Linked DNA regions of Mus musculus: all the other regions are linked to region 1. The links are chromatin loops, found by intact Hi-C in ENCODE. Cell type or tissue: gastrocnemius. All regions are shown on one strand.

What was found. Peaks named below come from ENCODE experiments on the same cell type or tissue, not always from the same donor. Only the 100,000 strongest peaks of a DNase experiment are listed, where the experiment ranks them.
Region 2: a loop joins it to region 1, with 4 times the contacts of the local background. A loop is called at or near these places in 2 of 42 quality-filtered maps.
Region 3: it touches region 1 in a loop (4-fold over the local background); 12 of 42 quality-filtered maps call a loop at or near these places.

The regions. Positions count from the first base shown.
Region 1 is chr6:127,101,550-127,109,549 of GRCm38, reverse strand. Tigar (Trp53 induced glycolysis regulatory phosphatase) reads left to right here. Exons shown (of 6, transcript NM_177003.5): 1 at 1-114; 2 at 7,664-7,701. The coding sequence starts at 83. Among named protein-coding and RNA genes, the nearest start is that of Tigar, 4.0 kb to the left of the region's middle. In gastrocnemius, a CTCF peak has its summit at 4,216 (motif pointing right); a DNase peak (open chromatin) is centred at 4,223; H3K4me3 peaks cover 6,446 bases; H3K27ac peaks cover 8,000 bases.
Region 2 is chr6:128,433,778-128,441,777 of GRCm38, reverse strand. It overlaps Fkbp4 (FK506 binding protein 4), which reads left to right and starts at 3,122. Exons shown (of 10, transcript NM_010219.4): 1 at 3,122-3,372; 2 at 5,064-5,208; 3 at 5,922-6,064; 4 at 6,906-7,026; 5 at 7,317-7,473; 6 at 7,985-8,000. The coding sequence starts at 3,268. It overlaps Gm10069 (predicted gene 10069), which reads right to left and starts at 3,021. Exons shown (of 5, transcript NR_028593.1): 1 at 2,391-3,021; 2 at 2,082-2,263. In gastrocnemius, a CTCF peak has its summit at 3,173; DNase peaks (open chromatin) are centred at 3,624, 3,882, 5,119, 6,102 and 2 more places; H3K4me3 peaks cover 2,523 bases; H3K27ac peaks cover 2,903 bases.
Region 3 is chr6:126,951,381-126,959,380 of GRCm38, reverse strand. It overlaps D6Wsu163e (DNA segment, Chr 6, Wayne State University 163, expressed), which reads right to left. Exons shown (of 14, transcript NM_138594.3): 7 at 4,540-4,646; 8 at 4,049-4,246; 9 at 3,404-3,532. Among named protein-coding and RNA genes, the nearest start is that of D6Wsu163e, 15 kb to the right of the region's middle. In gastrocnemius, a CTCF peak has its summit at 3,461 (motif pointing left); DNase peaks (open chromatin) are centred at 2,162 and 3,446.

The DNA of each region.
Region 1 (8,000 bases):
GTGCAGGCAAAGTGGTCCCAGAGTCAGGCGCAGCGAGGTGCTGCTGCAGAGCCGGGTCGTGGCTCACGCGTCTTGTGCCAAAATGCCGCGCTTCGCCTTGACCGTTATCCGCCAGTGAGTATCGCAGTTGCCGGGAGCTTCCTGGCCTGGGTCTCTTCTGGTCCCTACGTGCTCCAATCCGGGGAGGGTGGGCTTTCCATGTGCTTTTTCTTTGCATCCTCTCGTGTCCAATCTTTTATCCGCGACACCCTGCGTGAGGAAGCCGGGTCTTAAATGTCAAGAGCCTTGCGTTTTCCACGAGGAAAGAAGTGTGGAGAAGCACACGATCACGGTTCCCAGCCATTGCGAGAAGACATGACCCGGCCTCTCGACTTTTCAGTGTGACCTTTTCTGCCCCCTAGTAAATTCCAGAGTTTTTAGAATTGCTGAGCCACACCTCATCTATCCTATGCTGGTTGCCTTATTTTCTCACCCTCCCCTCCCCCTTTCTCCTTGCATCGGGGGTACTTTTGCAATTTACCTCCCTTCAGAGGCTACAGTTCTGAGGGAAAAAATTAGAGAGTTCGAGATCTCCGTCTCAGTCGACTGCATCACCCTGAACAAACATTTTTATCATGACAGATTTCATGGAGCAGAATCTGGCTTTAGGTCACCTATCGTTTTCCTTCCCAGTACATGTTTGCCTGGTGATGATGGTAGGCAGATTCAGGGTGGGTAAGAGGAGGGAAGTTTCAAGGCGTTGCTTGGTTGGGATTCAGGCTCCTCGTTGGGATTCAGTAGCTGCCTCGTAGGACAGACTTAATCTTTCTGACCTGCGTTCCGATAAGCAGATTGGTGGCAGCAGTCTTTCTAATCTCTCTGGATCTAACCAAATGGAGAGGATGGAGCACATGGAGCAGAGAGGAAGAAATATGCCCGAGAATTAAATAACGTGTTCTTCTGTAAGCAAAGCTCAGATAAAAAGCAGCTGAGTCTCACCTGTGTAGTCAGGGCTTATCAGAACAGCTTCTCGGAGCGGGACTGATTACCGTTTCCGGCTTCATAGGGCTCACAGGAACGCTGACAGCGTTTGAACCTTGTGGCGACCTTCTTCAACGCATGCTTTTTCTGTCCAGCTTCCTCTTTATAGGAAGATGGTCTCCAGCATCATGTGAAGTGGACCTTTAGGATTCAGGGATTTTAGTGGCTAAATTAGAACTCTGGTTCCCTGTGTCTTTCTGTGTCCCTGTGCTTTCTAGAATGTTCCGGGAGATGATACCGCTTTATTGGGAGCACTAAAGGAACATGAACCCCCTTGTCCTCTTTTCAATGTAGACCCTGCTGGGAAACGATCCCTACTTAGATTTTTTTTTTTTTTTTTTTTTTGGTTTTTCGAGACAGGGTTTCTCTGTAGTCTTGGCTGTCCTGGAACTCACTTTATAGTCCAGGCTGGCCTTGAACTCAGAAATCCGCCTGTCTCTGCCTCCCAAGTGCTAGGATTAAAGGCGTGCGCCACCACCGCCCGCCCCCTACTTAGATTCTTAACGGGCAATATCTGTGTGAATATGGAGTATCTGTGATTCACTGGAGAGTAAGGGGAGTCAGACTCCAGGGAACTTAAAGTTGTGGGGCAAGTATTTGAACCAGAGCAAATTAACCCACTATTCTCTGCTTCTTGGTTATCTTAAAGCCTAGTGTTCGAAGGTCACTTGGAAATATCACCTGGTCTAATTTTAGTGGGTAGTAAGAATAGGTTTCTTCAACAGTTGTGGCAGCATACTTAAAACCCCAGCAGTCAGTAGGTAGAAGAGTTGAAGGCCAGCCTGGTCTACATTAGCAGCCAGAGGAACATAGTGGAATCCTGTCTCAAAGTTTTATTCTCTTTTAGACACAGGAAGACTAGTATGTTGAAATAGACAGGGCTGTGGCTAGCTGCTGTCCTGGCATGGTCATCCCAGGTTTCCTCTTTCTGTTGGACTTGTGACAGATAGAAGCCTGGTTGGTTCAAGAACAAACATGCTTTCACATTTGACTGGTAGTCACCATAGGTAAATCTAACAACTCATGGGAAAGTTGGCTAATTACATTGGGCTGTACTATAATGCAAGACAAATTTAAAGCAATTTTTTTTTTTGTGTCTAACCAAATCCTTCATGGAATTTTATGTGTATCCTAATTTGTCATGTTTTAAATATTCTAGTAATCAATTAATTTTATGAGTATAGGTGTTTGCATGTATGTCTGTGTAGCATGTGTGTTCCTGGTGCCCACAGAGGCAAGAAGAGGGGGTCAGATCTCCTAGAATTGGAGCTCTGGACATTTGTTAGCCTGCCACGTGGGTGCTGGGAATTGAACCTGGGTCCTATGGAAGAGCAGTCAGTGCTCAAGTTGCTGAGTCATCTCTCCATTGTTTTTGTTTGTCTTATTTTGAAATGGAGGTGGTCATTTTTGGACCAGAACACCTGGATTCCAAGTTTTTGTTTGTTTGTTTGTTTGCTTGTTTGTTTGTTTGTTTGTTTGTTTGAGACGGGGTTTCTCTGTGTAGCCCTGGCTGTCCTGGAACTCACTCTGTAGACCATGCTGGCCTCTGCCTCCCGCTGGGATTAAAGGCATGCGCCACCACTGCCCGGCTGGATTCCAAGCCTCTTGTCTCTTGTTTGTATTGAACTGTAATTTCTCATGAAAGTTGCAGCATTGTAACCCAACCCAGGGAGGCTGGGTGAGTGTTCGTACCTGACAGCCACAGAGGCCTGGATTCTCTTGAGCTTTTGGGTTTATAGTTAGTCACTTGCAACACCATTTTACTTCCATTTTTTTATTATTATTATTTTTTCCTCTGGGACTAGCCTTTGAATCTGTATTTGCAATTGAAATGGTTGGTAAAAGGTCAGGTGGTATCAGGTGAGGCGGTAATTTACACACTGGAATAAATGTGCTGAAAACCCCAGAAATGTGCTAATTTCCCACAAAGGTCGGCTTCTCGGCTGTGGATAGCTTGAAGCTGTCAATTATTGAGTCGGAATCTTTATAAGGATCTAACAAGGGATTAAGTATGTAAACTTGAGCCAAGGGACTTGCTTTTAAGTAACAGCAAAGGGTAACCTACAGCCTGAGCGAGGCCTGCTTGTGTCTTGTGTGTCCCCCATGGTGTCCCATGCTCACACCTCCCCCCCACACAGGGCCTATAAATGGCAGGTCATGAGACTTCAGCTCTTGGCATAAGTGTCTAGACTTCTGTGGAGCCTGGTGTTCTGTTTTGGAAATGGATCACCCTGCAGAATTTGAAAATGAGCGATGCATCCTCCACTCCAAATACATCGCTCTGACCTTTCCACAGCCGCCTCCTTCTCTGGTTCCCTAGCCAAGGGCTTGTTTAGCCTTGCCCATCCCCTAAACTAGCTTTAAACACCTGCCTCAAGGATTTATGGATACCCTTTAAAGCTGCTAAAAGCTGCAATACTAAATATTTACACAGGTTTTGGGGAAACAGTTCTATTTTGGGTTATGTAATCTTTGAATATTTATAACGTGGCTTGAGTTCAAAACTGCCTGCTAGATGCTAAAAGGTAGCAGGGGTGTGTGTATGTGTGTGTGTGTGTGTGTGTGTGTGTGTGTGTGTGTGTATGTTAGGAGTGTATTAAGCATATATGTAGGTGGGGAGACTTCAGTAATTCACTGAGCCTGAAGCTAATTTGGCAGCCAGCATGTCCCAATGACCCTCCTGCCTCTCTCCCCAGCCACCAGCACCCAGGTTCAGACATATACCTTGCCATTTATGTAACACCTGGATCTCAGCTCAGTTCTTACAGAGCAAGCACTCTTCCCCACTGAACATCTGTCTCCAGCCCCAGCAGGGATCAACCTACAGCTGAAGGAAATTGTTCACTATATCGCATCCACTTTTGTTTTTACCTCTTAATGAACAGAATCACTAGATGTGGGGCAGTGCCTTTGCAAAACTATCCTGTCACTTGGATTCTTTTCAGTGTGTGTTCAAAAGAAAGGCCACTGCCCATATTATGGAGAGATTTCACTCTCAGTGCTATCTGCAAAATGTTGGAGTGACAAAATTAGTAATTTTCTCGTGTGTGTGTGTGTGTGTGTGTGTGTGAGTGATCACTCTCCACCTTTTTTTTTTTTATAAAATGATAAAGATTTACTTATATTTTATGTGCATCGCTGTTTTGCATGAAGGAATGTCTGTGTGTCATGTGCATGCAGTCCCCCAAGAGGCCAGAAGAGGGCAGCAGATTCCCCAGAAATGGAGTTACTGATGGTTGTGAGTCACCAGCCTCTAGCCCCTCCACCTAATTTTTTGAGCCCGGGTCTTTCACTGGTTCTGGAGGTTTCTGATTGTGTTAGGCTGACTGGCTCGAGCTCCCCACACGTTTTTACTTCAGGTATAAAACCCAGGTACTCGTGCTTGTATGGGGAGCAATTTACCTCCCAACTGAGCCATCTCCCTTGCCCCCTGCCCCATCCCTGATGTTAAATGTGCCCAGTGAGGGTGCTGCTTTGCCTCTTGCTGGGAGTTAATTGGGAGGATATTACTTCTACTTAAAGCGATTCCGTTTTATTTCTTTAGATTTTGGAGACAGGTCTTCTGTAGGCCAGGCTGATCTCAGAGGTACTGTGCCACTTGGATGACCTTGAACTCTGGATCCTCCAGCCTCTGATCCTCCTGCCTCCATCTCCCAGTTGCTAGACTTACAGGCTGTGTTACCAAACAGCAGCATTTGGTCGTTGGAGCAGGTCTTGCTGAGTGGCCTGAGGTAGCCTGGAACTTGATTTGTAGCCTAGGCTGGCCTTGAACTCACACAGTTTTTCTTTCTCCCCCTCCCAAGTGCTGAGCCATGAGCCGGCAGGAGGCAGTTTTTATTGGTATCAGGAAGGTTTTAAAGCTGAGATAGGAAGTGAGCCCAGGGCACAATTTCTCTCCCTAGATTAGGAACACCAGCTTGCGCAGCCCAGCCTTCTGCCAGCAGACCTTTCTGTATGTCAGAGGTTAATGCTTTTTTTTTTGGTGCCTGTTTCTTAAGATGCTGCTGTACTATATATAGGAACTCTTTTAATAGTGGGCCATCAGTCGTCTTGCCTTTGCCAAGGCCTAAACGGTTCCAAACACAGTAATTTCATTTATGTAATCATACATTTTAAAAAAATATCTGTATGTTTAGGAACCAAAACAATTCTCCTTGTTCCTATTCCTCTCCCCATATGAGACCATATTTATTTACTTCTTTGTATTTTAGTTGCTTAGTTTATTTTGCCATGTTCAGTATTGAGCCTGAGGCCTTGCATGGTTAGCAAGTGTTCTACCACTATACTTTTCTCGCTTAAACAAGAAAACAACTTTATTTTGTTTTTGAGACAGATACTCCCTGTGTAGCTTTGGCTGGAACTCACTTTGTAGTTCAGGCTGGCCTTGAACTCACAAAGTTCCACTTGGCTGGAACTGCCCCTTGAATGACAAGAACCAGCCTGGCCTTGGAGAGAGAGGGGGGTTCTGAGAGAAGGGGTGTCTGGGAGTGGTGAAAACAAATGACTCGAAGTCCTGGGTCCAAGCTGGTGGCCCGTCACGGCAGAACTTTCCAGCAGGCTTTCTCTCTGTTCTGCTTTCTCCAGGCAGCTCTCTATTTTCTGCTAGAGACAGCTCTCCCAGCAGTTCTCTTGCTATTCTAAAAAAGATTCTGGATAGCTCATCTCTTGCGGATCACAAGCCCAGTGTTTAACTTTACATATCAATCCCGTCATTTATTCTAGGTTCCTTTTTGATTATCCTGTGAATCAGCATCCAGAGATCCCTGCCCCCTGATTCTTTTGGAGGCAAGGAGCACACATTTTCTTTTTAACTTGGCAAAGGAATGCAGAGGTCTGCCTGCTTCTGATAAGCCCAGAGCATTAACTAGCTAGGTGGGACCCTGTCCTGGAATTAGCATTTTTACCACACCTTGGCCTAACCTTGCTCTGTCTTAGGCCAACCCTGAATTTAGCTATCTGCCTGCCTTTGTAAGCATAAACAGAAAAGTACCTTTCTGACAAGTTGGCTCACAGCACAACTGCTTTAGTTCCTTTAGTTTCGTGAAGCCCCTCATTTAATTCATGTTACATCCTTCCTTTTTGAGAAATTACCTATTTTCGAACCCATGTTTTTAGAGTTCTTTCCTACAGCCTTAGGGTTTACCACTATTAGCCACACCTTTGCCTTCTGGACTGGGGTCCTTAACATTAACAGGAAGGACGTTCTTCGAAGGAGGAACATGAAAATTTGTACATTATTATACAAGCAAGCCTTGCCCAAAGCAGCCATGCCTGCTGGCCCTGTCCCAGGGGCAGGAACCATGTCATTCTGTCCCTCCCTAGGCCATGCCGGAAAAGGCATGTGTCACCTTGCCTGGACCTATTAATATAATTCTTCCAGTGTTTCTGTGTACGGGTCCGGATGTTTTTTATACCCCTCCTTTCTAAGGAGTTAGCACTTGAATCTTATTTCACACCTTGCCTTCCAGTCCTTTATTGTGGAGGTTGTTCTCTTACCACACAAGCTTTGTGGTTTGTTTGTTTTTAAATGTATATGAATGTTTTGCCTGATACACTTGAGTGTGTGTGTGTGTGTGTGTGTGTGTGTGTGTGTGTATGTGTATGTATGTATGTGTCACATGTGTGCCTGATGTCTGTCGAGGTCAGAAGAGAGGGTATTAGATCCTCTGGGACTGAGTTGAGAGCCACCATGAGGGTGCTAAGAATGGATCCCTGGTCCTCCCGGAGAGCAACAGTTCCTTTACTCACTAGCCATCTCTCCAGCCCTTCTTGGTGTCTCTTAGCCAGATCTGTGTTTGTTTTTAGGGAATGAACTTTATTAAGAGTCGCTGCGTGTGGAGGCCAGAGATGGGCAGTGCCGCGATTACAGGCAGGCACTTGTCGCCATGCCCAGCTTCCTCCACAGTGCTGAGATCGCAGCTCGCCCTGTGTGGTGATCACTTTACCAACTGACCACCCTCCTAGCCCTGCTTGGTGACTTTTATCCTAGATCTAACCTGCCATCTAGGCTTGCCCATGTGGCTCCCTCTCACCGCTGTCCTCCAGCCTCAGTTTACCCATTTATTTCCTGGAAATCTTTCCAGTCAGTCCTGTTGGTCTTCTGCTAGCTTTAGGATTGGGATTGCTTTGATTTTTTTAATTCCTCAAAGGGTAACCGCACTGAGTTCGGCACACAGTTGGTCTGCAAGGTGGCCATAGCTACCGCACAGTATGACTACCTCCATTCCAGGACCAGGGTCAGTTCTGGGTGCTAAGGGTCTCTTTCCATGTTCACACCTGTCACGTGCTTCTTCAGGGCAGCAGCTCACAGATGGCCACCCTGGTTCCGGGCCTGCTGCCCTGAAGTGATCCTGCTCGGTCAGCACGATTACCGTACCAAGGCTGCCTCATCATAAATAAAGCTGCATTTTTAATAGCTTTTTCCTCCAGCAGTTCATTTAACATTGATTTCCTGACCCATTTACATTTGCTCTAGGGGTGGCTTGATTTGGAATTCAAGAGTTGGGGTGGAAAATTGGAAAGGAAATAATTAGATTTGCAAGGTTAAGATTTGTCATGAATCTCATTGCTCTTCGATTTTTTTTTTCTTTTCTCTTTTCAAAAATAATTTGGTAACTTTTTTTTCTTTTCTTTTTTATTTCAGTGGTGAAACAAGACTTAATAAGGAGAAAATCATTCAAGGTTGGTCTCATCCGATTATTGCCCAGTTCTGCTTCACTGTTAATGACTTGGTGGGGGCGAGGGGAGGCAGGCGGCATTGTAATTGAGTTGAATTGGATTGGGGTTAGGGGGTGAGGCTACCATAGAATTGGACTAAAACGGTAGGTCACTCGAAGGAACAGAAGTCTCTAAAGTGGGCATGACGTGCACGGGTAGCTCCAATAGTGTCTCTACGCAGACCCTCACGGGGGCCAGTCACTGAAAAGTCGCCTTGGGTGGGTTCTTAAGGACCACAGTCACGATTTGACAAGATTAAAGCC
Region 2 (8,000 bases), 1.3 Mb before region 1:
AGGGACATACACGACCAGGAAAAATTCCAGATGCACATAGCCCTGCCCTGAGGTTCCAGACCTCAGTCCCTGTCTGTTGGCCTCCATCCACAGCTGCATCGCTGAGGGAAAGCCCTCTCACTGGAGACCTGTCCTCATGTCCTTGCAGGATACCTTCCCTCTTAGTGCATTGCTCCATGCTCCTTCTGCAGTGCTCCATGCCCTTACTGCAGTGCTCCATGTTCCTACTGTAGTGCTCCATGCCCTTACTGCAGTGCTCCATGTTCCTACTGTAGTGCTCCATGCTCCTACTGCAGTGCTCCATGCCCTTACTGCAGTGCTCCATGCCCTTACTGCAGTGCTCCATGTTCCTACTGCAGTACTCCATGCTCCTACTGCAGTGCTCCATGCCCTTACTGCAGTGCTCCATGCCCTTACTGCAGTGCTCCATGTTCCTACTGCAGTGCTCCATGCCCTTACTACAGTGCTCCATGCCCTTACTGCAGTGCTCCATGTTCCTTCTGCAGTACTCCATGCTCCTACTGCAGTGCTCCATGCCCTTACTGCAGTGCTCCATGTTCCTACTGCAGTGCTCCATGCCCTTACTACAGTGCTCCATGCCCTTACTGCAGTGCTCCATGTTCCTTCTGCAGTACTCCATGCTCCTACTGCAGTGCTCCATGCCCTTACTGCAGTGCTCCATGCCCTTACTGCAGTGCTCCATGTTCCTTCTGCAGTACTCCATGCCCTTACTGCAGTGCTCCATGTTCCTACTGTAGTGCTCCATGCCCTTACTGCAGTGCTCCATGTTCCTTCTGCAGTACTCCATGCTCCTACTGCAGTGCTCCATGCCCTTACTGCAGTGCTCCATGCCCTTACTGCAGTGCTCCATGTTCCTACTGCAGTGCTCCATGCCCTTACTACAGTGCTCCATGCTCCTACTGCAGTGCTCCATGCTCCTTCTGCAGTGCTCCATGCCCTTACTGCAGTGCTCCATGTTCCTACTGTAGTGCTCCATGCTCCTACTGCAGTGCTCCATGCCCTTACTACAGTGCTCCATGCCCTTACTGCAGTGTTTCATGCTCACCGCCATCCCCACACACATCACATTATAGCAGTGGCCATCACCTATCCACTTACCACTGGAAGCCAAGTGCTGCACTAGACACACCGGAACATTCCCTCCTTTGTAACCACTGGGTCACCCTATTGACAGGACTCACAGACAAAACCTGCCCCAGTTTTGACAGCTATACTGCAAGGTGAGCCAACCCTTTGCTTATTGCTAACCAATAAGAGCTGTCTATCATAACCTTAGGTAACTTTGTGCCCGCAGTCTGCAGGCACTGAGTGCTGGTGCTGAGTGCTCCACTGGGAGGTGCTCATGAGATCAAAGGAGTTAGGCCTCCAACAATGCTGTTCTCAGGGAAGAGACACAAACTCACTGCTAATACTTTCTCCATCACAACTTGCTGTGCCAGATAACACCCAAAGACCATAATCAGCAGGTACCTATGTGAGCACCAGAAAGATAAGTACCATGTGCAAGGCAGTGGTATACAAAGGCTCCATTCACTACCAAGAGCCTTCACTACCAGAGTAGCCACACACACACCCCACATATTCTCTGGCAGTGTCTCTAGCCACCTAACAAATCAGACCATGGTTAAACTCATGAGACTATAAATTGCTGGAAAGAGTAGCTTACTTCTACAACCCATTTGTTTGGTTCCATCAGAAGGGACTACAATAAAATACCTAATATACTTAAACCATCATAATAAGGGTTATTATTATTTCACTTCTTTGGGAGGGATAATAGGGCACAAGTGTGGATGTCAAAAGACAACTTTGAAGGGGTTTTCTCAATACTGTGGGTGTTAGGGATAAAACCCAGGTCTAAAGACTTTCAAAAGCACCAACATCCACTGAGCCATCTCGCAGGCACCATATAATAACTAGCTTATTGCCTACTTAAACGCCATCACTTGCGTTGGACCACGAACAGCACCATGCTGGGCACACAGAGACAAAAAGTTCATTACACTGGAATGAAAACTCGCAAAGCCAATAATACAATAGGCAGGTCTGATAGCACTCACCAGGCTGTATAACTGGGTACTAAACTGCTGGGCAGAGTCAGGACCTCTCCAGACAGATCTTCCATCAAGCCAGCACTGTTCCGGTAATCAGAACTTCATGGTTTTAGCCACACAGACTCAGAACTCCACAGGCATCTCATAGGAGCAGCGAGCAGGTTGAGAAAACCTTCCTTCCTATTCACCTTTAGTAAAGAGGGGGAAGGGGGAAAAAATTTTTTTTTCGCGTGAGCTGAAACCATTTTGTGTGCCAGTACTAACCAAAAAAGGCTGATTAGTATGGTGGGAGAAAAGGAATTTTAACACACGTACCTCCACTTACAAGTCTATGGCTCTTATAAATCTGCTCATGGCATTTTTGCGGTGGGCCTGCCAGGCTGCAGGGAGGGCAAAGTTGTGTCCGATCTGTGCACCTGGGCTGAAACTGTCCCTACGGGGCCCACACTTTCAATCCCTCGACCTCTCTTTCCCACACTGCTCAGGTGCCCACGCCTGGAACCATGGGCATCTGTGGCACAATCACGGGAGGCCGATCTTTGCCACTTCACATCTGACTGCCTGTCTCCAGCTATTCCGCTGTGGGCCTGGGTGAGCAGGGCCGGCCACGAGGCAGGCCCGGACTTGGGAGGCTCGCCACTTGGAGTCCTGAGGATAGAGAAGGATCTGGAAAAATCGCTTAGACGCGGGCAGAGGGGTGGGGTAAGGGTGGGGGTGGGGCGGAACGACATAGGGAAGATTGTGATCCCAGAGGTCCTGGTGTAGGAGGAGGGCACTCCTAGGGGCCATCAACCAGAAAAGCAAATCTTAACAAAAACGACACAAACAAACAAAAAAACCAAACCACTCCAGTACCCTCAGTCCAAGAGCCTCAACCCGTTTAACCGCTTCTCTAGAAAGTTCTCCGCTCCCGCCCCTTTGCAGCCCGCTCGTGCCGCTCCTCCCTGCCCCGCCCCCGAGGCGGAGGGGACCAATTGCAGGCCGGGCCGCGCCAGGCCCGCCCCTCGGCGTCACCCCACTCGGCCGCCGCCGGCGAGCGCGCGGATAGCCGGGTGCGCGAGCCTGGAGCGCGGTTCGAGGTGGGCAGCGCCGCCTTCCGCCGCACGCCGCCCCGTCGCTCACTCCGGTCGGCGGCCAGAGTGCCGTGCTCGCGCTTGCCACACTCTCGCAGCCAACGGTGCGCCCAGCGGCCATGACCGCCGAGGAGATGAAGGCGGCGGAGAACGGGGCGCAGTCGGCGCCCCTGCCTCTCGAAGGAGTGGACATCAGCCCCAAACAGGACGAGGGCGTGCTCAAGGTGAGGGGCCGCGGAGTCCTCGGCTGCAGGCTCATGGGCCTTGGGGGTACCGCGGCCGGAGGATGGGGGGGATTCGTCTTCCCTGCGCAGGCTGCAGCCCTGAAAACGGCACGGCGGCTGCACGCTCCGGAGGGTGCGGCCCGGGTCCGGGAAGAAGCCCCCACTGCAACGCCAACTCGATCCGGCTGCACTGTGCGGCTGAGAGGGGCGGAGCGGAGCGCGAGAGCCGCTGCCAGGGGGCCCGGGCGGGGTGCACGAGGCTCGGGCGCGCCGAGGGACTCAGGCCTCGCCTCCCGGGAACCCCTCGGCCGCAGCGTGCGCCGTCCACCTGGACGAAGGTGCGCCAGGGCTCGCCCACTTGAAAGTTAAACATTAGCTAGGACCTGAAACGGCTCCCGGGAGCAGGTTCCTGGCCCAAAGCCCTTTGTGCCTTTCTGCGCCCCTTTTGCAATCGCCGAGATCCAGCGAGGTCACGGGCTCGGCCATGCTGTGCCCCCTTTCTCGGCCCGGGGAGAGCGAGAGCGATGCATGCCGGGACCTGTAGTTCCTCGCCTGCCCCTCCTGAGTCTTTCTGAGTTGGGGGGTACTGGGTGCTGGCCATGGGGGGAGGTGCATTGCCTTAGAGCCAGCGGCTCACTAATCGCCTGACTGCAAATAGCCCGAGGAGCGAGGGGGAGGGCGCCCTGACCCGGGTCGGGACAATGGACGCCGTTTCAGAGCAGGTTCTGCCAGCAGTCCAGGACGGTGAAATCCTAACCTGCATTGCATGTCTCCCTGCATCCATTGTTTCTCCTCCGTGAGTCCCATTGCTCAGTTTCTAGTGTGTGTGGCTTGTGCAAACCAGAGACCTTAGGGAGCCTCGTTGGTCCAGAAATGCTCCTGGCTTTTTACCTCAACTCTTGCTGCTCCCCGTGAACATGTGGCCCTTTCTCCTTTGCGCTAGGTTCTGATTCCCAGACGGGGTCTGTTCCTCTTTTATCCTCCATTCCTTCGCGGGGCCCTGTACATTCTTATCAAGGAAGCCTTAGAGGATGGGTTCCATATCTACCTATTGGCTCTCCTATGGGGTCACCATATATAAGAATGTTAAGCAGAAATAGACGCCTGCCTATACACGCAGGAGAGATAAAGGACTCCTTGGCTTGCCAGACAGGTAGTTTCCCTTCCCACATGTAGTTTCCAGCGCCTGATACAGAGCCTTTGTGCTCGGCTGTAATCTGGTCCTTCCTTTTTCCCAGTTTTGAGGGGATCTTTTTCTTTTCATTACTCCTGTTCCTTTCTATTCAAACCAGACCCTGATCTGGTGATCCACTACTTTCTATCAGGTTTTTGTTTTTATTTTTGTTTTCCCCCAAACACCTCTGGAGGATAGGGGTTGTCCTCAATGCCTGACCGATAAGTTCTGGATAGTTTAGCAACTTGTCCAAAACCATAGACAAAACTTGAACCCAAATTATATGCAGTTCTCTAAAGCAAGACCTGGAGGGAGATGGCTAGGGAGGTTAGTTGAATCTAAGCTAATCACTGGTATCCATCATTTGAAGACTAAGCTCTCGGACCTGCTGAAAAGAAGCAGGGGGCAGTGGGTGCAGCCGAGTCCATCCAGTATGTGTCTTTGGGGGGCTTATGGGCAGTTGGGGCCCTTCTGCCCACATCCTTAGGTACTCACCTTCTCTTCCCCTCCCCCCCAGGTCATCAAGAGAGAGGGTACAGGCACAGAGACACCCATGATCGGGGACCGAGTCTTTGTCCACTACACTGGCTGGCTGCTAGATGGCACAAAGTTTGACTCCAGTCTGGACCGCAAGGACAAATTCTCCTTTGACCTGGGAAAAGGTAGGCTTGGTTAGTGGGTTGGCAGGATAGATAGGCTCCGAAGTTGATAGCAGCTGTCACAAGAAAAAGTGACGTTCCCAGCCAAGCTGGAGCTGGGCTCAGCACTGCTTACCTATGTTTCCAGCGACCAGAGATTGAGGCAAGCCTTGAGCCAGTAGTAGTTCAAGCCAGCCTTGGCAAAAAAGCACAAACTAGCCCTCACAAAAGAAAAGGCCACCAGAAGGAAGCTTAAGAAGGAATGGCCACAGCCGGGCGTGGTGGCGCACGCCTTTAATCCCAGCACTCGGGAGGCAGAGGCAGGCGGATTTCTGAGTTCCGAGGTCAGCCTGGTCTACAGAGTGAGTTCCAGGACAGCCAGGGCTATAGAGAGAAACCCTTCCTCGAAAAAAAAAAAAACAAAAAACAAAACAAAACAAGAAGGAATGGCCAAGAACCCATATGTTACCCATCCTGTGTTTCCTTCTCCTCTTGTGGGACAGACCAGTTCCTCCTTAACCGCCTCATCGATCCAGCGCTTCCCTTGCTTCTTGAACTGTGTTGCAGGGTTGAGAGATCTTTTAATGTCCTAAGAACAACACCGCCCTGCTTGTCCCCTGGTCCTCTTTCTAGAGGTGTTCAGATTCTGCTTGGGTGTAGTGCAGTGTCTATCTTTGGGGACACTGAGCCTAGAGTGACGCCCCTGCTAAGTGGGTCTTCTTTTCCTCTATCTACAGGGGAGGTCATCAAGGCTTGGGATATTGCTGTGGCAACCATGAAAGTGGGGGAAGTGTGCCACATCACCTGCAAGCCAGAATATGCCTATGGCGCAGCAGGCAGCCCTCCGAAGATCCCCCCCAACGCCACACTTGTATTTGAGGTGAGTGCTGGCCACAGATCTCTGGGCAGAGAGCCAGTCCTTATCTCACCCCAGCGCTTGGCTGCCCTCCAGCCCTTCCTGTCTCTTGAAGACAATGTAGCCAAGCCTGAGGGCCTAGCTTTAGTAGGAGGTAAGGTGGAAAGGTTAACTGGCTCTGCTGCCACCAGAGTGACCAGGAATAGAGGCTTCGGGTTAGAAGAGGGATTCCAGCTGCCCCTCTCAAATAGGGGTGACTAGTACTTTATCCGCTGAAGGGGGTCTGGGGTCAGGAATCGTCTGGGTTGTAAGGTGCAATGTAACATATTGGCATCCTGGAGCTCAGGAGGGAGAGATACCTTCCTATATGTCAGTGGTTGAGGCAGAACCCACTGAGGGAAAGAACTAAGGCTGTTGCGTCTGAAAGCAGAAAGCCAATCAGTGGGCATAGGGAGACTATTCACAAGGCCATTGAGATGGTAGGTCACTTCTGATGCCTGCCTAATGAAACAATCTTGTGTCCTTGTTAAATGGAACAGGATGATAGGAAGCTCGTCTTTCTGAAGCCAAGTAAAATCTATGTATCCTTCTTGCTAGATAAGGTCTGGCCTTTACTGGTGACTTTTCTGAGTGGAAAAGAGGCAGTTTCAACTGTTAAGTTGGTATAGCGGGCGGTGGTGGCGCACGCCTTTACTCCCAGCACTCGGGAGGCAGAGGCAGGCAGATTTCTGAGTTCGAGGCCAGCCTGGTCTACAGTGTGAGTTCCAGGACAGCCAGGGCTACACAGAGAAACCCTGTCTCAAAACAAACAAACAAAAAAAGTTGATGCAGAAGGGAGTTGGTTACCTTATGTCTCATCGCGCAGGTGGAGCTGTTTGAGTTCAAAGGAGAAGATCTTACAGAAGAAGAAGATGGCGGGATCATCCGCAGAATACGGACTCGGGGTGAAGGCTATGCCAGGCCCAATGATGGTGCTATGGTGGAAGGTGAGAAAGTATAGTCTGGTGTGGGAAGAAAAATCTAGAGTTGCCTTTGATTCCTGGCTCAGAGACTTTTAACGGCCTTGGGTAGTGTGGACCAAGTCACTTCCTTTCTATAAGCCTTTTGTCCCATCCTGAAAATGAGGAGTTAGACCACACAGCCTTAGCATCCTTAGTCTGAGCCACAGTGGTTATCTTGGGTCTAAGCCATGGGGTGGAGATGTGAGGAGCTGTGGCAGCTTCCTCGGTGCTCTGCCCTCTCACGCCGGCCCGGCAATCCTTCTCTTTCATATCAGTGGCCCTGGAAGGCTACCACAAGGACCGCCTCTTTGACCAGCGGGAGCTCTGCTTTGAAGTCGGGGAAGGGGAAAGTCTAGATCTGCCCTGTGGGCTGGAGGAGGCCATTCAGCGCATGGAGAAAGGAGAGCATTCCATCGTGTACCTCAAACCTAGGTGAGACACAGGCACAGCTGAAAGTGAACGGCGAGCCACGCCCCTGCACTGCCCTAAGGATGCTGAGAGCATCTTGAGCTCTTGATTGGATCTGAAGGGTGGCCCGCAGTTGTCCATTTCCTTGCATTCACGCCTTATTCAGATCCCTTACCCGCCAACATCACGATTTTCATGTGCCATTAATTTATTCAGTCGTAAACATTTGTTGAGACACCTCCTGTGTGCCACGCAAGCCGAAGTCTCTAGGGCTTCCCCCTGGTTCTTGCTTCATTGTCTCTTTGAGTTCGTCTCAACAGTGTATAGTTAAGGGTTAGGGGCCAGAAGTAGTGAGTGCTGAAGGACCACCTAAATGTGTAATGAAAAGGCTAGGGAAACGTTTGCCCGACGGGAAGTATTTGAACCAGGTCTCGAGATGGGGAGGTACATTCCAGGAAACAAACAGGAAGCCTTTCAGTCCAGAGCAGATGGAGGGCTGTGAGGTAACCTAGGCGTGCGCTCTTCACCCCCGCAGCTATGCTTTTGGCAGT
Region 3 (8,000 bases), 150 kb after region 1:
TGTAACGCTGCCTGTCTGAACACACTAGCTGTGTAACGCTCCCTGTCTGAACACACTAGCTGTGTAACGCTGCCTGTCTGAACACACTAGCTGTGTAAGGCTGCCTGTCTGAACACACTAGCTGTGTAACGCTCCCTGTCTGAACACACTAGCTGTGTAAGGCTCCCTGTCTGAACACACTAGCTGTGTAACGCTCCCTGTCTGAACACACTAGCTGTGTAACACTCCCTGTCTGAACACACTAGCTGTGTAACGCTGCCTAGTGACTTACACCAGTATGTCTTCTAAACACACAGTTTATGAGCACGATGGGTGGACAGAAAGCTCGGAGTGGTTTGTATGCGTATTTCATGCAGCAGAGCAGAGCCTGGCAACTGACTGCAAGTAAGCAGTGGGTTATAGCACAGACTTCAAGGAGCGAACTCTCCAATTCTAATTACACAGGGAATGGACAAACTCCCTATCAGAAGCAGACCCAGGGGAGAGCACAGCAAATGGCTGTAGAGTGGCAAACAGTCAGCTCCCCAAACAGGCACACAATAGTGTTGCATGGACTCAGCAGGTTCCATTTGGGAATAAATATATACATACAAATACAATATCTACATGCAGTAACAACTCATGAAGAAAAGAGAGCACACATTTTAAGGATAGAGGGCAGGGTAGATGGGAAGGTGTGGAGGGAGGAAAGAGAAGGAAGAAACGTAATTAAAATACAATCTCAAAATAAACAGAAAAGAGAAAAAGAAACAAGAGAGGAGCTCACAGCCCACTCTTCTGCCCAGGTTTTTACGAGTCACATGTTCCTTAGCAGTAAAAGGAGGTGATTTTGATGGAAAATATGATATTCATATGTTTTATCATAAACTATGAAAATACAATGAACATAACAACCACAGTAAAAAATGAATGAGAGACCTTAGAATAAACAGGTACTTGTATATCAGGATGCAAGCGTGATGAACAAAAAATGTAGTCGTGTGCAGATGAAGAAGACTCAGAAGTTTTTTCCCAAGACTTTCTATAACATACAAGTGCCTTTAAGAGGCTGAAGGAGGAGGATCACAAGTTCAAGGCTAGCCTAGGCTACACAGTGAGTTCTGGGAAGGCTGGGTACATACTGAGACCCCATCTTAAAACAACCAAACAAACAAAAAAAGAAAGTTGGTCTTTTACAAAGTGCCTTACTCTACTGCCTCATTCAAATCACAACACAGTTGCTTTCACAAGAACAAAATCCCAAGCCACATACGTGCCACCTTAAATGTAGGTGGTTTTCAAACTCCCTGTCGTGTACTGCACGCTATAGCTCACAGACGTAAAATCCTCCTCCCTTGCCCACACCCATGACCTCCACCTTCACACACTCTGTCACTACGACTGAGATTAAAAATCCTTGGACGGAGCTGAGGGAGCAAAGAGAAGGGAAAAGTGAGAAAATTATCTAACTAAAATGCATTAAACATTTTAAAACATATATGGGAACATATTTCTGACCACATCATCACTTGCTTGGGAGGTGGAGGAAGAGGATAACAGCATAAGAAGACACCGTGAACTACTCTACACAGTCCTCTGTTGGGATCACCTCTATACTGGTGTCCTGGTCCTGAAATGTAATGGTGCTCCAGCAGAGCCACAATTATTTATTGTTATTTATGTACTACTGCTTACAATTAAATATTGAAGAATAAATACCTACTCACGGGGGACTGACCCGCCCCAGGTACCTGCAATGCACTACTACACAACAGCAAAGGGCACGAAGGGGCTTCTGGACTGAGGGCCTGGCCTCCAGGGCAGGCCCTCAGTGCAATGCCTACGGAGCCACATGTATACAAAGTGTCACTGTGTAAGAAGGACAACTAGACACACATGCTTCTGTACATACAAACATATCTGGAAGGCACAGGCAGGCAGGATAGGAAGGAGGGGCAGCAGCCCCCTTCCATCTCAGTTTTCCCTTCTGTGGTCTCAGTTATCCACCATCAGCTGTGGTTCAGAAACATCAAACAACTCCAAAGATAACAGCTCACAAGTCTTCAATTGCATGCCAATCCAAGCAACAAGACGAAGTGTCACACCACCCTATTCTGTTCCATTCAGGACATAACTCATCCCTCTGACCAGTGGATTCACAGTGTGCATTGCTACCTGCTGGGTTTCACAGCTTGAGACCAGCGATGCTGACGATTCAGATGTGACAAAGAGAAGCCCGTTAAGTGAAAGGTGAAAACTGACAAGTTATGTACATGTAATAAAGACTAGGATGGATGCAAGTTCAGTACTGCCCGTGGACTGCAGCATCTCCTGGTGCTCCTGGAGCACCATCCAGAAGGAAGACTTACTGAGGACAGTCTGGAACCGTTGAACTAACAGAACAAAGTAACAGCTAACATGGGATGAGGAAGGGGAAAACACAGAGATATTGGTCAAGGGATATGAAGTTTGTTCTACAGGCTGAATAAGTTTCAGAGAGCTGATGCATAAAAATATGGCTATGACCCACTACATACGTGACCCTTATCAAGGCACAGCCCTGATGCTCTCACCACAGGGAGCCAAGGAGCAGCCTCTCGGGCGACAGACACTTTGCTTAGTTTGGGGTGATTAGTGTGGCTATGATTTGAAGACATAGCATCCTTCATTGGCTCATGATTTAAATGCTAGCTTCCCAATTGGTGGCACTCTTTTGGAAGGTTCTAGAATTTCAGAAGTTAGGGCAGGGTAGATGAAGTAGAAGTAATTATAAAGTATACTTCAGTACGTTTGAAAAATTTCCAACAAAATTCTAAGTAATTTGAAAGGACGTTGTATTGTAGATAAATACAGGGAAAAAGAGTCTTTTAACCACAACAGTCTCTCTCTCTCTCTCTCTCCCTCTCTCTCTCTCTCTGTCTCTCTCTCTCTAGAACAACTAAAACAGCCCTAAAGTCACAAAGCCAGAGATGGCTCAGGGCTGGGGTGCACGCCGTGGACCAGCACATGCGTGGCATGAGAAGGGGCTGCAGTCAATCCCTAGCACCAGACAAAAATATGAACACGGAAAACCTCGGGTTTGTTCCATTTTAACTGTGACTTTAATGCCCTTTATAGACATGGTCTAGCCATTAGAGACAGTGTGGTTCGAAAGCAAACTTTTCGAAAGCTCTTACTTAAGTATGGCAATGAAATTTTATCATGGTTTTTACTAAAGATCTTGAAAGAAAAATCAACTGAGAAAAAAAAGGAAGAAAGAAAGAGAGAAAGAAAGGAAAGGGAAAGAAAGAAAGAGAAAATTTGGGGGAAAACCCCTAGCTTCTGAAGATATTAAATTTTGGGTTTTTTGTAAGCCCCGCTGCTATGAACTCTGCGTGCTTTAGTGGTTGGTGTCTAGGGGCTTTAAGGATGCTGCATCACTGACCGCGGGCCTCTTTGCACTTGCTCTTGCGTTGGGTTCTCGCGTACAGCGCCACCTGCTGGACAACTTCCAGTTGTTCCTCAATCCGTGGGAAGTGGAAGTCCGTACATTCTTGGCAAACTGTGGCAAAATCTAAGGGATCCAAAGCATCATTCTAAGTGTAAACCATCAAAAATTTATCATTTACTTATAGAAAATGAGATCTAAGGGGGAGATGAAGTTTGTAAATATGATTTCTTGTTGTTTGTAATAACCGCACATTTGAATGTGTGGGTACAACAATTTCTCCCAACACTCCACTCTCAGAAGTACATTCTAATACACCTCCAAGTCATCTTTAAATAACACACACTATGGTTATAATCTATCCCCAGTGTCTGTAAACAATAAGAAGTGCTGGTTTTGTTTGACTTGGACGGCATGGGGGACACTGGGTAAGATCACTCAGCAGGCCCTGTTCTAAAATAAAAAATGTACTTATAGTTAGATTATTATTTTTACTTGTCTGTTACTCCACCACTTAGAAAGCAGAGGCAGGAGGACTGCTTTGAGTTCAAGATCAGGATGGGCTACAGTGTGAGACTCCTCTACAAAAATGGAATTACTGAGAGAAATGTGGTGAGATAGATCTGCATGGTACCTACTCACCTCTTTTGATGCCGCTATATGAATTAATTCGATTATCTACTAGCAAAACCAGGCCACAGAGAGACGTGGAGTAGAGGGACAGTGCTGTCTGCAGACGGTGGAGCTTCACGCCGCTCCCGTGAGTTCTCTTATGCTTACAGAAGTCCAGCATGTCTGCCCTCAGCAGCCGCAGGTTGTGCATGGTCTTCAACTGGGCTCCTAGGGGTGGACAGCACAGAGAGACACCGAGACAGCTACAGAAATCCTATAGTGGATGCAAACGTCTGTGACAAGACTGTGGGTAGATCCATGTCCCAAATAATAACTAAAAGTGGCTCTCCCGTCGCCCATGTTAATAGCCATTATAATTGATCTGCAAATATGTTAGCTAGAACATAAACTCTAGCCTTTGTGGAGCGGGTGGTGAGTTGGGGCCAGATACAGAGGGCAGGTCCTGCTCACTGCAGGACGTCCGCCCGAGGCTCCTTGTGCTGCTGAGGGAGCTCCCATACCCAGGTGAATGGTGAAGCTCTCCTCCAGCTTCCTCTGTTCCTCGTAGATCCTCCCAGCAGCGTCCGCAGACTCTCTGAACTGACTCGGCTGCACTTTAATCTCTTCACTGAAATTAATACAATTACGGTTATACCCATTGCACAGTCACCACAAGTTCTGTCAGAGAACAGTAAGCTCGCCACGAAACGAGAGAACTGAACAGCTGACACAGAGCTTAATTTCTCCCTAAAGTCATGTTAATCCACGGTGACAAGCAAGAGCACAGCAGCAGCGGCTCCCGAAAGCCCCACACGTCCTCTACTTCCTCCTCAGAGCAAGCAATGCGGATGATTCTCTTCAGTCATTACAATATCAACTAACACATCTCCACTTAGTATTTCCTAGTGGTTTAAAAATGATTCAGGGATTAGCTGAGGAACTAATATGTAATATCATTAAAAGCCATATCAGACATACATAAGAATTCTCAAGACAGGGCAAATTCTAAACAAAATTATAAAATAGATGAGGTGACAGCAATGAAGATTAAAAATTAAAACCTTGGGCTGCTGTGATGGCTCAGCAGGTAAAAGCCCTTGCTTCACAAGGCTGGCAGAGCATTAAGTTTGATGCTAGGACGGATTGCGGGAGGAAAAAAACTTCTGCAAGTGTCCTCTAATTTTCCCACTGCTCACTCATACACACACACACCCACACACATATACACATATTCACACACACACACATATACACAAACACACACACGATTATAATGATAATGATGATGACCATTATAATAACAGTAATTTACAAGACAGTTTTAAGTGCTTTTAATTAAAAGGCCAGATAAATCAAGAACCGAAAGGTTCCTTTGACACTTCCCTGTCTGGATGCATTCTCTTCTCACTAGACAGTTTTCTTTGCTCTGGGGTAAAGTTATCCTAGAGAAGCTATGACCACATAACTGCTCAATTCAAACCCATGGCACTAGGCAATGACGGAAAGTGGATGGTCCCAAAGGTGGGCAGGGGCATGAGGACAGCCTGCTTTCATCGGTGCACACTTTTCAAAGGGTGTTGTCATACAAGGATGTCAACAGAAATCAGCCAAAAATCTCACCAGAGTTCTAAAAGGTCATGTGCAGGGTAGAAGTCACTTTAGCCCAGGTCGGAGCCACAGACTCCTGCACCTGAACTCTCTCATCAGTCTCCACAAACTGTGTCCAAGGAAACACGGGACGGGAGATGAGAGATGCCTCTCGAATGACTGACATCCGAGCCAGACACAAGGCTTGCTCCAGACTGGAGCTGGACTGACAGGCAACCGACCTGGACACAGGTAGACCAGGGCTGTGGTGTAGCTAAACAGTAGATGGCTTGACCCACAGCAAATGACAGAAAACAAGACGCCATTGCTGTGCGAGGACAGCTGCACAGAGAGCTCTCACTCCACGGCACGGGTGTGCAAAGACCGCTGGATGCTGAGGATGGGGCTGCGTGCAGAGAAAAACTCGCAAACCCGAGTTCCAGCCCAGAGCAGCATCCAGCTACTATACAAAATGGAGCCGTTTGGGCACTGACTGTATAGATAACAGATCTGCTGCCCTGCTGACAAAATGTGAATCTTCTAAATAGCGATGGCCCATTAACTTCTGCACATAATTGCTCTCTGGCTAAATATATTCCTCTTTTGACAAGGTCTTACTTTGTAGTGCCTCGATATATAAACCAGGCTGGCCTCAAACTCAGAGATGAATCCGTCACTGCTCAAGTGCTGGGATTAGAGACATGGGCTGCCACTCCCTGCTGAAATCTCTTAATCCAATACCTACAGTAGAAAGCAGGAGGGGGAAGGGCTGGCTATGGTAGCACACACCCAGGATCCCAGCACCAAGAAGGCACAGGAAGGAAGGTCACTGCTAGCTAAGCCAGGCCAGTCTGCATCAACAGATGTCTGCTTTTAAAAGGTAAAAGTGAAACAATAAAAAAGCAAGCTGCAGAGCAGGAGCAAGGATGGACAAAACCTCTGAGGACAAACACACCCAGACAGTGTAAGCACACAGGCAACATCTGAGGACAGACACACATCCAGACGGTGTAAGCACACAGGCAGAGCTCTCACAGATTGGTGAGAAGAAAACACAAGGAGAGACACTGTCCCACACCTTAGCCATCAGGGACCCAGACAGTGAACAGGGAATGGGAAGTCCCAGTCACACCCGTCAGGATGGAGCACAGAGCAGGGAGCACTGGTCAAGGCTGCAGCGGAGCTACCACTCCAGGAGGCTGACGGGATGCCGAGAGCAGACAGCATGCTACAAGAAGAGCACGTTTTCCTTAATCTGTGCTCCATTAGGACAGGTGAAGAAACTCAACCAGGGTCCCCTACCAATGATGCCCCAATGTCATCAGGAAACACCCACTTACCCAGCACCCAATGACCCAAGCATAAAAGAGAAAGGTGGGACTGAAGGGACTCTAGCCAGTCTGAGCATGGCAAACATAGCTCTGGCAGGCCTTGCCCGTCTCCTCCATTCCTTCTGCTTGGCTAAAAGCCATTAGAAAATATTCCCAAAGCCAGTCCCCAGGGTCATTCCCGTACTTGGCCACTTCTTCCTCCTGAGGCTGAATATCAAGGTCCAGCTATCAAAATCCCCCCATTTAGCTCAATTAACATGCCCAATCAAAATCCTACACCTCATCCTAGCAGGCTTCCCATTGTACCTTTATAAATCTCTGTTTTCCTATGGGCCACATGTGTCTCCTCTCTTTCCAGAGGCAGCCCTTTGTCTCTTTGGGACAAATACTCTTTCTTCCCTCCCTCATTCCCTTCCCCTTCTCCCTCACCCTCTATCTCCTGCTGTTGTCTCTTATTCCCTGCCCCCTGTCCCTCTGGGGCAAATACATCTATATGCTGAGAACTTGGTCTTCAGGGTCCTGAGCTGATATTGGTCCCTCTAACAGGTGGACTTTACTTCATATTATTTATCTCAATAAGCTTGGTTGTCCAGGAGTCAAAAACAGAATTTCTGCTGCTTGAGGAAATATCTACTAAAGATAATAATAGTACAAGTTTTCCCGAGGGCATAACGGTTTAAGAAGCGGCAGCTAGAGGCCAGAATTTATACAGTGGCCTACACACTGAGCCAGAAAGCACAACTTAGCAAGGTTCTATAGCAAGAACATTTTAGCTTCCTTAAATCCATGGCTTTGAATGCCATTGCCTACAACTCACAGTGTATGCTCTACACTTGGGTCAGTGCATGCACTCCTGCACAGAAAGCCCAATGCACGGTGTGCTTGGACCCCTGAACTCCACTGTTCTCAAAATTCTGGCTGGGAAGTAAAGGACATGGGCTGTCCCTAGAAGACGGACAATTGGGAAAATGGTGAAGCAAATGAAAGACCATCACATGCAGAGAAGAGGTAAGAAAACTGCCATGGGAAGATGTTACCAGCTCGTTTCTTGTCTACAGAGGTGC